Regions from separate parts of the Homo sapiens genome. Here region 2 is linked to region 1. The links are chromatin contacts, found by Hi-C or POLR2A ChIA-PET in ENCODE. All regions are on one chromosome and are shown on one strand. Each heading gives the region's core, a stretch centred on a gene start or an enhancer-like site at or near the end of the contact. The rest is flanking DNA. Distances are from core to core; before and after follow the strand shown.

Evidence for each region. A loop is a pair of places that touch in the nucleus more often than their neighbours do. ChIA-PET counts read pairs that join two places held with the same protein, here RNA polymerase II (POLR2A). Pooled maps may share reads with other maps.
Region 2: a map of tibial artery shows a loop between it and region 1 (25-fold over the local background). The contact joins two enhancer-like sites. A Hi-C loop is called at or near these places in 5 of 168 maps with a recorded cell type or tissue (IMR-90, MCF 10A, endothelial cell of hepatic sinusoid and 2 more) and 1 of 50 pooled maps. POLR2A ChIA-PET finds 5 or more read pairs at or near these places in 2 of 52 experiments (MCF 10A and WTC11).

The regions. Positions count from the first base shown.
Region 1 is chr5:53,290,053-53,293,504 of GRCh38, forward strand. No RefSeq gene overlaps it. Among named protein-coding and RNA genes, the nearest start is that of MOCS2-DT, 180 kb to the left of the region's middle. Within about 2 kb of position 1,644, at least 2 of the 41 ENCODE cell types and tissues checked have a DNase peak (open chromatin) inside an H3K27ac peak, as active enhancers do; they include mammary epithelial cell, where a contact is called at or near this core.
Region 2 is chr5:53,331,564-53,335,015 of GRCh38, forward strand. No RefSeq gene overlaps it. Among named protein-coding and RNA genes, the nearest start is that of FST, 150 kb to the right of the region's middle. Within about 2 kb of position 1,693, at least 4 of the 41 ENCODE cell types and tissues checked have a DNase peak (open chromatin) inside an H3K27ac peak, as active enhancers do; they include mammary epithelial cell, where a contact is called at or near this core.

The sequences.
Region 1 (3,452 bases), core at 394-2,893:
TCTCTTTTGTTTTCTCAGCTTTAAGGGATGGTGATATGGACAGGAGACAGGGAAACACTCAGTAGAAGAGGGTGGTTACCTGGCAAAGGCCCCACTCTCAAGCCTGGATACCCGTGGCCCTGAATGAGGACAGGCATTCCTGTTTTCACATCCAAAAGGTTGCCTTTTGGCCCACCACACCCCCTATCTTGTACCCATATAAACCCTGAACCCCAGGTTCCAGAAGCAGACGAGGAGACAGGAGACGAGCAGATGAATGGCAGAGTGGCACAGCAGAGAAAAAGAGAAGAGAAGGAGCATTTGAGTGCTGAGAGGAGTCAGGCTGGGGATGGTCAAAGAGTAGTTTGGCCACTGGACAGCCAAACTCCAGGGGAAGATCATTTTCCCACTCCATCCCTGTTCCAGCTCCCCATCCATCTCATTGAGAGCCACCTCCGCCACTGAATAAAACCACCGCATTCATCCTTCAAGTCTGTGTGTGACCCAATTCTTCCAAGATGTTGGATAAAAGCTCAGGATACAGAAAGTTGTCCCATTGGCCCTCTGCCCTTGCAGAAAGGCAGAGAGGGTCCACTGAGCTGGATAAATTCAAGCCATCTGCAGATGGCAAAGCTGAAAGAGCCCACTGTAACACACCCACTTGGGCTTTGGGAGTTGCAGACACCCACCCCTAGACACTACTGGTAGTAAAGGTGGAGCCCAAAGTGCTTGCCTGGCTCCTGCACCTTGCCCATTTGTGTGCTCCCCCTCCCATAAGAGGTTTGAGCTCCTAGAGACAGAACAGAGAGCCATACCCCTGTCGCAAGTCCTGCAAGGTGCGCAGTGGTGGGTTGGGGGGCGGGGAGCAGGGAACTCTCCCATCTCAACTGGGCTATTGCTGAGTTTCCCTTCTGTTTTTTTCAGCTTTTCAATTCCTCTGAAATTAATCTCCTATATTCAATTTTCTCTGTCAACATACCTCCTGTGATTTGTTTTCTTGACATATTCTGCCTGAAACAGTTGTTTGTAAAAAGAAAAGAAGGTAGCAGAGTTCCTTGTGCTTGAGAATAATTTTGATAATTTGGAACAGCTCCTTTAGTGAGTTAGTGCAAGAATTTGTTGCGCTGAACCGAAAACTATCTACGAATTTTCAGTAGCACCATTTGCATAATGGTATCACTGCTTCTGGCAGCCAAGTTGTAAGAGGAGCAAAGGCAAACATTTGAGTTGACTAAAGGTTTGCTGAGTAGATACATTATCAGAAGGGCAGGGGGCAAAGTTATTGAGGATGCTATCAGAAAGCAGTTTTAAGTCAGAAATCACCCTGAATACCGTCCAGTACACAATAAAACTTTTTTCACAGAGAAATCAAACTGTATAAGCCATATAAATAGAACTTGATATCAAAGCTTTCTTATAGTAGTACTTAGAAGTGAAAAGACTGTACTGTTTTTTCATATCTGTCTAAAGTTTCAATGATGTAATCATATTATCATATGATCAAATATTTCATAAAATCTTTGCTAAGCAAAACTAGTTCATTGCTATGGAGTCATCATTTGGATTCTGTTTAGGTTACATGTAGTTAATAAAGAAATAAATAGCTGAACTCTCTGTTTTGCCTCTTATCTTTCACTTCCTTTGTCAAACACTCAAAGCTCAGGGAGGGTCACTTGAGCACAAACTGTTGCAAATTTCCAGAATAACAGCTGATTCTGTAATCTTGTATTGTGTAATAAGATTCTGGAGAACTACCTTGTCAGAGTTAAGACTGTCTCTGTCAGCAAAACTTGCCATTTGCTATTGCAAAATATGGTTGAAGACAACTCATAATCTTGGGCTACCTAATTAAGGAAACTTTTAAAAATGATCTTCCTGACAAAGATTACAGCCCCATGAGCCATCCTTACCTATACCTCAATTCCTTTAAGGAAGTTAAATCGTATGTAGGAAATAATCTCTTTAGGATACAGCCCAGTAGTTCCTCCTCTAATACAGACATTGTTCCTTCAAAGAGCTCACTGTCTCCTCCATCTCGGTTAAGCTTGGTTCTTCCTATGGCATCACTTATCACTTATTCCTCAGATGGAACTAGAGATGTTTCTAAGGGTTTCTCCCACTCTATACCTAATTAATTGCTCTAGGGGAAGAAAAATGTCTTGTCTTTTATAATCTTGAGAAAGCATGCCTCCTTGTGGCAATAAACACAATTCTTTTAATCAATTAGAGACATTTCTGTTTGGTTGTGGCATTTTTGGTTGGAAAACAACAAACTCCATTTAAATAAAACCAAGAAGAAAATTGCATCTTGAATTGGGCTCTTCCATACTCCCTAAAGTTCTTCCTGTATTCCAAAGTATTTCAGACCAATGAGTATTTGCTGAAACTGGGCAAGGTGGGAAAGCAAGAGAGCATGCTAGAGAATGGCAAAGTCTCCACACCATGAGAAACCTGAGAGATAGTAAAATGACACATCCTGTGAAAGAGATTTTTCAGGTGAATGGTACACAGACCAGGTTTTGGAAGGAACTTGCACCTGGATTATAATTAACCCAGGTGTTCGTGTTATCCATTAGTGTGTAACAAAACACGGGTGATCTAAAATAACAATCATCTATTTGTTCAGGATTCTGCAATCTGAGGCTGAACGCAACTCAATGTTTTGTTGGTTTCATCTGGGGTCTCTCACGTGTCTACAGTTGTCTGGGAAATTGACTGAGACTGGAAAATCCAAAATGGACTCACTCATACCTCTACTGCTTCATTTGTCAGTGGCTCTCCATAGATTGTAAATGTTACATCTTCTTGTAATAGTATGTTTTCTTCTTCCCCTTATTTCTTAGTTTCATTTAAGTAAACTATCTCACCTGAGATATTTTTTTTCTACCCTAAGTATTCCAAAGCACCGTGTGCATTGGCCCCAAACCCCAATATCATGGCTGCATTTTAACTTCCTTTTCTCTCTCTGTATCCTCACCTCCCACCCATCCTACTTTGGCTTCAGCCCCTACCCCTACCCTTATGCTAACTAAAACACAGATTAGATGTAGTTGCTTCAGAGCAGACTCTTCTTGTTCATGGTTTTATTCCCAGTTTCTGACATAGTGCCTGGAACAGAATAAGGGATCAGTATGTATGTGTGGAGGAATTATCACCAAATATCAAAATCATGAATAGAAAGTAAAAATGAAAATTGCATTCCACCCAATGGAATTTCCACAAATAAATAACAGAAGTCATTCAAAAGGATGTAAAGTCCAGGGGTTCAAATGAAGAGTCATTACAATGAGGTAATGGCAGCATTTGATAAAAATCCATTGCTTCATAAGCATATTTGATCAAAATAGATTTCTTCAAGAAAAACAAAAAGTACAGAATGAATCATTTAATAAAGAGAGATGAAGCAATAATATTAGTGTAGAATTGTTCACCATGTCTGAGTATGTGAAAAACCTAACAAAGTCATTTTAAGC
Region 2 (3,452 bases), core at 443-2,942, 42 kb after region 1:
TAAGCCAAGACTTCTGGTAATTTCAAAGTCTTTCAACTATTTTCCCAGGAGTTTTATCCTCTCTGGGTTGTAAGCTTCATTTCAGAAATATGGGAGGTGACTATGACAAAGCAAAGAGGCATCCCCTTTGGATCAACTTGGAAGGCTGTGTGGGCATGTGCAGGCAGACAGCAGAAGTCACATCCTATAGGTTCTATTTAGCATTCACCTCGTGACTCAGTCCAGATACTCACTTAATAACCAAGTTCAGGTTCAGGAAACAGCCAAATTTCAACCACTGTAGATTTTCTACCTTCAACAGTACCTGACAAATTTGGCCTACTGTGTCTTTGTTTGTTTGTTTGCTTCTTTGTTTACAAAACCCCAAACAGGTAACTTTTTCACTGGATTCTAGTTTCATCAAGTAATTTCCTTTTGTTTACACAAATATGGGATGCAAACAAATGAAAAAGACAAACTTTTGGCTAAAAAGAACTTTGACCTCATCTATGTAAGCCAAACACTTTCAAACATAATGTATTTATAACCTTTCCACCCCTATTCTTGGTTTTATTCTTTTTTGGTTCTATAGACAACTACAAAAAAAATGAAAGAAAAAGTTCTGGGAGCAAATAATATCATGGAGTTAGAGTTATACTTTTAGTAGTCCAAAGAAATGGTTCACAGATGTGCTGCACAGCCTCTTCTGACAGAAGCTCCATGCTAATGTTGATGAAAGAATATATTCCTTCTTTTCCAAGATGGCCCAGGGAATGCACAGCACCATGATATTCTGAGAGGGCTTTCAACAACTTTTAGCCATTTTGTTTGGCTCTATGACAGTCAAAAAATTTTTGTCCCCAGAGAATTTCCTTCAATATAATCGTGCAAGAAGTTCAAAGCGAAATAGTTGCGCTTTCTCTGACCTATCTAGTCTTTCCAACGATTTGCTAACAAAATGATGCACAATTCATTTGTTCTGAAAATGTTTCCACTTCTGCCATAGCAAGCAGTCTAAAGAGTCATACAATTTACAACTCTTTCTGTTTACTAAAAAAGGTGAGGAATGATACAGTTCATCTATTGATGAATCTTTTTTTAAAGCCACCAACCAACACGTATGGTACAATTTCATTTTGGCAAAATATAATCTACCTGTGTGCATACATAGAAAAATAGACTGTTAGGCTATAAACCAATGTAGCCTATAATCAGTGCTGATTATCACTTAAAGCTGATTATCACTGGTTGGTAAAATTATAAATAATTTATGTTTCCTTCCTTATGTGTCACTGTCTTTTCTGAAATATTTGCAATAGCATGTATAACTGGGTTCTTTTCCTGCTTATAATAATTTTTTAAAGTCAAACATTTACTTACTAACTATAAGGAAGCAATAAAGCTATTTTCATTTTTCAAACAATAAATAAAAATACGTTTGTCAAAATAAGTCTGCACTAATGGGGCACTTTGTTCCTTTCTCTCAATATAAATTTCAGCTGGAATTCAGAGGTCAATCTTAAATTATAGAGTTATACTAAAAACCCATAAGATTTATTCATTAAAATGTTCCTGCAGAGTTCTGTAGCATCCTGTAGGTGTGGCAAATGAACAAATAAAACTCATATCCAAATTCAGTATCTCTCACCTCCGAACATTTGCTTTACTTATCACCACAGGGAAGTACACCACCGGCACAACCTTAAGCTATAACTCTATCCCAAAAAAGGAGATGAGTCACAAGTCACTTTTAAGAAATACAATAGAATTTTTTTTCTTGTAATGAACGCTGAAAGGGAAATGTTTTACTTGTCCTGACAACTCTAGCAAGTCATAGCCCAAAAATATGAGTAGGATGTTGAGCCAAAAGCTTTTTAAAGGCTAGACAAATACCAGCAGCATTAATAAAGGACCAGAAAGACTTCTATTGCAGCACTCTTGGGTTTACAATGTGATTATTGTTTTATGAGCAGAGAAAGTATCTTGAATACCATGACAATTTTATGTTTCCTAGGTGCTGGAAAAACTAGAAAGTGAGAGGGGATGGTATCTGATGAGGTAAAAGCACAGTGGCTGAATGCCTTGTCAATGAGGCTTTTACAAAAATTTTTAATCTCTTGAGTCAGGATTTTGTTTCTGTGGCAATGAAGATGTAGGCATTGGGAAGCTGGGGGTGAATTTCTGTGGTGCTGTCTTGCTGGGGATGGCCTGGTGACAATCTGCTCTGCTCACGATGAGAAGACTTTAGTCCAAGTTTAGTCTTTTAAAACGCCAACAGTAATGTACCCACATCTCTCCCTGCCTTGTGAAACATGTTTCCTCCATTCTGAGTTTATTTAATGCCAATTCATGCTGTGCTTAACTATATGAAACCAGCCAGCCTGAGGTCCAAAACGAGTGATATTCTGTTCCTTTAACAAGATTATAACTAGTGGTTAAATAACATTCTCCAGCAGCTCCCTCCCCAACCCTATCCCAAGCTGGAGTAGGAGTAGTAAGGTAAAGAGAGACCTGAGTAGTCCAGCCTCTCTCTTGTATTTGAGGCTGGGGCTTTGAGTTTTCTTCAATGTCCTTGTAAGTTTGAACTCTTCATCTGACTCTACTATCCTAGGCAATATGGACAGAGATAGAGCCTTCCTCTCACCATAATCTTGGGTACTCTGTCCAAAGACCAAACCATCTGATACTTTCTTTCAAACCAAAAATATAGAGTCCTTGATTGGGTGGAGATGGGTGGAGAGAAAAACCTGATTTCTTGCCGATTTCTCCCTTCAACCAGGATTATACCAATGAGAAAGAACAATTAGCAGGCTACTCCCAGAACAGTGCCCTGGCAATGCATGGTACACATGCTTTGTGTGTTTAAAAGGAGCTGCTGATAATGGTGAAGAAATCCAGAAAGCATCTGGGAAAATCCCTGACAAGGCACACCTTTCTTTCAGCCTATATGCCAGGTGTCACACATAGGACCAAGCATCGTCTTTCATGGCCCAGTACAAACTTGTACCATGGGACCTAAGCCAAGCATGATTCCTTTGAGCTTGCCCAGTTTAAACTTGCAAGGTGCGCCGCCACCACCCCCCAACCTCAACCCAACTCTACCCCCAACTAACATACCCACACACATGCACAAGTTCACATGCTATCTCAGCCCATCCCATTTGTAACTCATCAATCATAAGGGAAGCATTTTTAAGTTTTTCACTCTAAAACTGCATTATGTCCTGCAGGCTGTTTTGTAACTTTTGGATTACGGCACCTAACTGTAGTATCATGAAGTTGATAGGTTTGACTCATTTCCTCTTGTAATAAAGCCACAAGGTTAACATTTTTTAGAAAGAAGTATGCTAGCTTCCACATTTCTTCAGATGTGAAGACTGTACATGGAACAGGCTTTGAGACTGATCCCCTGGAACAAAAAAAAGAGGGTGAATTTTTTAAAGGAAAAGAGTAGTAGTTGTGTTGTACTAAAT